2 separate regions of the Homo sapiens genome follow, and region 2 is linked to region 1. A link is a loop called in an ENCODE intact Hi-C map of the cell type or tissue named here. Cell type or tissue: adrenal gland. All regions are shown on one strand. Links, peaks and the distances in the headings refer to the core of each region. The heading gives the core; the rest is flanking DNA. Region 1 overlaps ALDH1L1 (aldehyde dehydrogenase 1 family member L1). Region 2 holds the start of LOC124909426 (a long non-coding RNA gene).

The links. A loop is a pair of places that touch in the nucleus more often than their neighbours do. Peaks named below come from ENCODE experiments on the same cell type or tissue, not always from the same donor. Only the 100,000 strongest peaks of a DNase experiment are listed, where the experiment ranks them.
Region 2: it touches region 1 in a loop (2.4-fold over the local background); 30 of 110 quality-filtered maps call a loop at or near these places.

What each region holds. Positions count from the first base shown.
Region 1 is chr3:126,133,080-126,135,973 of GRCh38, forward strand. ALDH1L1 (aldehyde dehydrogenase 1 family member L1) reads right to left here. Exons shown (of 23, transcript NM_012190.4): 12 at 2,456-2,583. Among named protein-coding and RNA genes, the nearest start is that of ALDH1L1-AS2, 46 kb to the right of the region's middle. RefSeq lists a silencer at 1,174-1,253. In adrenal gland, for the core only: CTCF peaks have their summits at 1,235 (motif pointing right) and 1,436; a DNase peak (open chromatin) is centred at 1,252.
Region 2 is chr3:126,212,027-126,214,920 of GRCh38, forward strand. LOC124909426 (a long non-coding RNA gene) reads left to right here and starts at 1,006. Exons shown (of 3, transcript XR_007096060.1): 1 at 1,006-2,894. RefSeq lists an enhancer at 1,481-1,993. In adrenal gland, for the core only: CTCF peaks have their summits at 1,199 and 1,399; DNase peaks (open chromatin) are centred at 1,445 and 1,665; H3K4me3 peaks cover 1,644 bases; H3K27ac peaks cover 1,494 bases.

The sequences.
Region 1 (2,894 bases), core at 272-2,771:
AATGAGACCCATTTGCTCCAAAGCCTGCTGGCACCAAACTCAAATTTTCCCACTCCCAGTTAGGCTTAAAGTAGCCCAAACAGGTACGTTTTTAGCCACTTAGGGCCCGCTGCTTTGCATACCCAGAGGAACCTCAACCAGCAGTTGTTGCCCATTGATAAAACAGGGCCTTGGGGTGATAAGGTGAAAGCTGCTACTGCCCTTGGCAGCCCTCAGACCCAGAGGCTCCCACTGCATCACTGTGTGTTGTCACCTGGACATGGAAGCCCACACGGCAGCCTTGGGACAGTCTCACTGCTCGTCTCCTGCAACCCTACCCAACCTGCAGCCCACTAAAGCTTGTGGTGTGCCATGCCTCCCCTGCTCACATCCTTCTCCTTCATCAGCCCCAATCCTTTGAATCCCCCACATTTCTAGATAATTCCACCTGTGTGTGACATGGCTGTGTCATCAATCCAGTTCCCAGGACACACTTTCTAAAGTATCCATCACCCGAGTGCACTATTCGGGAAGCTCTGAGAGGCTGCCTTGCAGGACTATTCTATTGTTAATTCAGTTAGGCTGCTGAATTCACACCCTGGCACCCATGCTCCCCAGAGCCCAGTCCCTGGGTGCCAGGGTAGCAGTGCAGGAGAAGTGAAGCTGCTGCCATCTCCCTCTGAAGGTCTGCAGGGCAGATGCAGGGGTGCCCAGCAGGCTCGGCCGGCCCTACTGACCACCAGCAGCCTGGACCACCGTCAGATTCTCAGCCGTGGACCACAGTGGTATCTGGGCAGAGCCAGCAGCTCCCCCACGGTCTTTCCCAGGAGCTCCTCTTTGTGGCCCCACTTGGCAGCTGGATACGGCTGCTCCTACTCCCTGGAGGTTCTATCCTGTCTACCAGGAGTTCAGGGGACTGCCTAGGAACCTTGTCTAACTCTCCCTCTGGATCCTTCTTCCTAGCTTCCACAATTGTGTAATGTCTGATTCCTGCAGTGAATTTCGTGTTCCCTAACACCCACGGTGGTCCCGCCACCCTGACAGGGTGCTCTGCAGCCATTTATCTGGGAGCTCCTGAACTGCCCCCTCCGGGACACCTAGACCCAGCCTCTGCTGTGCTGAGCTGAGGCAGAACCAGTAATGGGCACTCCCAGGTCTTCACGGGGCCTGAGAGTTTGCATAGGACAGGAAGGGGTCCACTTACAGCTGCCCAGGGTGCCCCCCTCACTGTCATTATGGGTGAGTAGAATCTGTTATGATACAAGCCACCAGATGGCAGCAGAGGCCAAGGGAGGGACCCCACGCACGCTGTTGGTTGTGCGGTCCACCAAACGCGCACGCAGGGCCCAGGCCAGAGGTTCTCCCGCCACCTGTCGTGCTTGTTTCACAGCTCTTCCTGACCTCCAGGAACTCTAGGGACCACTTGGCGTGGCCAGTGCCTTTCTAGAATTGAGGGGCTTGCGAAGGGGACTGGAACCTATGAAAGGCTGGGCATGCCCGACCCCCACAGCCCTCCCTGCCCCAACCCTAATCTCCATTCGGTTTTGCAGACCATGCTCTTGCAACCCCTCTCTCTAGTTTCCTGCTGCTGGGCTGCCCCGGCTTTTCTGGCCTCTGGAGTATAACAGAAACAGAAGCCATTCTGACCGCAAGGCCAAGGCAGGGTCTCTCCTGCCAGGTGAGGAGCTTCGTTGGGACCACGCCATAACTTGGCTTCGCACCCCTAGACGTTCCCAGGACCCCAGCGAAAGAGCCAGGCCCCAAGACACCTGTGTTCTCGGCTCATCTGGCCGCACCCTCTCTTCTCCCAGGAACATCACTCCACCTCTGTGAGGGTGACTGCTCCTTCCCGCCAGGCCCTGTGGTTCCAGGGGCACAGCACCTCTCTTCCAGGCCTTCCTCTCACTCTAAGGTCATAAGCTAAAGTCATCATAAGTCCTTGCCTAAGACGTCTGAACTGGAACTAAGGAGAGAAGGCCCCTTTCTCCCTGGCTTAAATTTTTTTTTTTTTTTTAATAGAAAATGTGAAACCTATAGATTCCAGTAGTCAGAGCCTGGCTGAGCAAGCAGAGACCAGGCCAGCCCTTCTCTGGCCCTTGCTGTCTTCTGCGTGCAGGAGCTAAGTCCCCTCCAGCCCAGGCTGGTGAGGGAAGTGCTTTGTCTGCCTGGGAGGCCCAGCCTGCGCCCACTTTGGAAGCATCCCTTGGCTTCCGCACCTCCTCACCTCCACCAGGCACCTCCCCTGAGCCCACTCTGCTGAAATGTCTCCTGTTTCTCATATCCCTTCCTCTGAGAAGCCTTTTCTGAGCCTCAGGCAAGGAGCCCCAGCCTGGCCCATCTGATGGCCTCGGTCCCATAGCCTCCCCAGGACCCAGCTCCTCCTGGCAGGTAAAAGGGCCTCCACAGAAGTCCCCCCCGTGCCACTGCCCAGAAGCTGATGGTGGCAGTGGCTGGCAGGTACATGTTGGGCTCCCACCTGTACATCAGCCGGCCCCGGTCCCGCGCACTGATCTTCCCCCACCGTCCATTCTCAAAGGCATCCTTGGCTGCGGCCACTGCCTTGTCGACGTCGGTGACTTGGGCCAGGGATACCTGGCAGATGACCTATAGTGGAAGCAGAGCCATGACAAGTTCTCCCTAAGCCAGTTGCACACAGATACCCCTGCCTGCTTCCCTGGCCTCCTCCTGGGGCCCCAGTGAGGCGGCCCCTGTCCACATGAGCAGGTGTGGAGGAGAAGCATGGCCAAAGGACAACCCTGGGAGGGTTTACACAGGAAGGGAAGACAGGGCCCTGGGAGAGGGCTGTTTGTGTGTCTACACCCCAAGGTCCCCACCCTGTTCCTGCCCTGAGTGTGCCATCCGTGCAGGCTCCCTCACCTTGGTGCCTGCTGGGTGTGGTGAGGGGAGCCGGTGGG
Region 2 (2,894 bases), core at 228-2,727, 79 kb after region 1:
GTCCGTTGAAAAGATCATGGGTACACCTTGGAGCACTTGAGGCGGATGTCAGAAAGAATGAAAAAGCTCTGTGCAGGCCTATGGAAAGGGCTCTGGGACTGAGGAAGGAAGGAGAGGGGGAAGGGAGGAAGGGAGGGAGTGAAGAAGGAAGGAAGGACGGAAGGAAGGAAGGAAGGAAAGGAGGGAAGGAAAGGAGGGAGAAGGGAAGGAAGAAAGAAGGAAGGAGAGAAGAAGGAGGGAGGAAGGAAGAAGAAAGGAAGGGAGGAAGGGAGGGAGGAAGGGAAGGAGGAAGGGAAGATGGAAGGAGGGAAGGAAGGAGGAAGGGTGGAAGGGAAGGAGGAAGGGAAGATGGAAGGAGGGAAGGAAGAAGGAAGTAAAGAAGGAAGGAGGAAGGGAGGAAAGAAGGAGGGAGGGAGGAGGAGAGAGGGAAGGAAGGAACGAAGGAAGGGAGGAAGGAAGGAAGGAAAGAGGGAAGGAAGGGAGGAAGGAATGAGGAAGGGAGGAAAGAAAGAGGGAGAGAAGGAAGAAGGAAGGAAGGAGGGAAGGAGGAGAGGAGGGAGGGAAAGCAAGAAGGCGGGAGGAAGGGAAGGAAGGAGGGAGGCGGGGAGGGGTACACAACAAGGGCAGCCTAGGCTCCGGTTGCTGTGACAAAGAAGCGGAGTGGCCCTGCTGCATTCTTTTGCTGGCATTTGGCATAAGCCTGTGATAGATAAAGAGCAGAAGGTGCCTTTAGGGGGCACCGAAGAACAGGGTCGATAGGGCTGGGGGAAAGCAAGTATTTCAAAGCTAACTTTTCCATCATTTTTGTGTTTGAACCATGTAAATGTATTGCCTGTCCCCCTAAAATGGATTAATTGAGAAGAGAGCGAGACCACGCCGAGCCTCGGGCCATCACAGCCTGAATGGGAAGCAGCGAACCCCGCTGTGACGGCTTCAGGCCCCGGCCTGTGGAGGGTGGGGGAGTCGCCCTTGGGAGGGGCTGGGCCCCACCGCCGGCTCTGCTTCTCACGGCAGGGGCGCCCCCAGGAAGGGACAGGACAGGGAGCTTTGTCCCGCAGCGAACGGGAACGCGGAGGCCCGGCCTCTCGCCTCCCCACCCTCCCCACCCTCCCCGCGCCTTCTCGGGCCTCCGCGTCCGCCCTGCGCCCTCGGAAGGCGCCGCCCGGCGGCCGCGGCCCTTCGCCGCAGCCAGAGTGCTTTGTCCGAGCTCAAAAAAGCCGTCTCCATGGAAGCGGCCCTTCCGCTCGGAGCCCGGCGGCCTGGAGGGAGACCCGGCGGGGATGCGAGGATTCCGCCCCAGCCCCAGAGGACGCGGCGGAGAGCCTGGAGGAGGCGCTTTGAGAGTCGAGGTCTCCCGCCCGCGCGCCTCCCTGGCGCAGACCTCTTTTAACTTTTTGGCGTGGAGTGCGCGTCCTGACGTGCCCCCTGAGCTACAGCTTACTGAGCTTTACTGGCTTCGCCGGACAGCCGTCCCCAGGTGGAGAGACAGCGCGTCGCGCGCTGCCCGGGCCCCGCAGGGCCTGGCGCCTGGGGCCCTTGCGCCGCTTTGGGGCGAGGGGATCACACCGCGGGCTCCCGGAGCTTAGCGTCTTCCACGCGGCGCTGTGTGTCATCCACGCAGTGTGCTCTCGCTGCCGTGTTCAGGTCACTGCGAGGGTGAGCCCCGCTTTATCTACCCCTTCTGCTGTTGATGGGCACTCGTCTGGGGCTAGAAGGGATAAGGTTGCTGTGAGCGTTCTCGTGTGTTTTTGGTGCACGCGCACACACATTTCTCTGGGGTGCAGACCTGTCTAGTAGTGGAACTGCCGTTTCCCAGCACTTTGGAGCAAAGCCCTGTTGCAGTCTGAAGCGGAAAAGGCAGACGGGCCTTCCATGTTCGTGATTCCAGCCAGGCACAGAAGGGAAGGACAGGGACAGCAGCCGCGCGGAGGCGAGGAGGGACACTGGGCGCTGCTGTCCCCTCTCAGGGGCAGCCACTCCTCTTGTGGACGCAGGTGTGGTCACCAGAAGGGAAGGACAGCAGAGGACTCTTCAGGGACCTTCCTGGATCCCCCTGCAATGGGAGTGGCCTACTTGCTTGACTTGAGGGTGAGACTTGGTCAGCCCTTGACTGTAGGGGGCAGGACCATGGGCTTCAGTGGGGCAGCACCCATGACCCACGCCTCTGCTTCCATTCCCTGCTTACTGCCCGGGCCTCTGGGCAGGGGAGTCTAGTCTCCCTTCCCAGGCTTCCAATGCCTCGCCCCCTGCTGTGGTAAGGATTCGCGCTGGTCCCTATTTATTAATCAGGGAACTTGGGGTTCCAGTTTTCTCCCCTTCTCTGCATCTCATCCCCTTGAGAGCCCCCTGGAGCAGAGGATAACGCACGAGGGGACTGGCTGTGTATATTTTGATAACAATATCAAAATACTGTCAAATACTAAACGGAAAAGAAATAGGAAAACATTGAACTTTATTAAAATGAACTTCAAAAGACACCATTAAGAGTAAAAAGATGACTCACAAAAAAGTTGCCTTTTGTTCAGTAAACGACTCAGGACCAGAAAATATGAAGACCCCTACAACAAGAAAAATATAGATAGCTCAGTTAAAAATTGACAAAAGACTTGAAAAGATATTTCACAAAAGGAGAGATCCAGACAGTCAATCCACACACGAAAGGGTACTTAGCATCAGGGAACTGCAAATAGTGACATTCGATTCCATATCACAGCCACTGGATGGCTAAAATAGCAACGCCAAGTGCTGATGAGACTGTGGAACAACCAGCTGGGCTCTCATACCCTGCTGATGGGAGAGTGGATTGGAGCAACCACGTGGAAACATCTAATGGAGGTAAGCAAACGCCTGCCATAGGAACCAGCGTGTATATCCAAGGGAACCGAGTGCTAGGT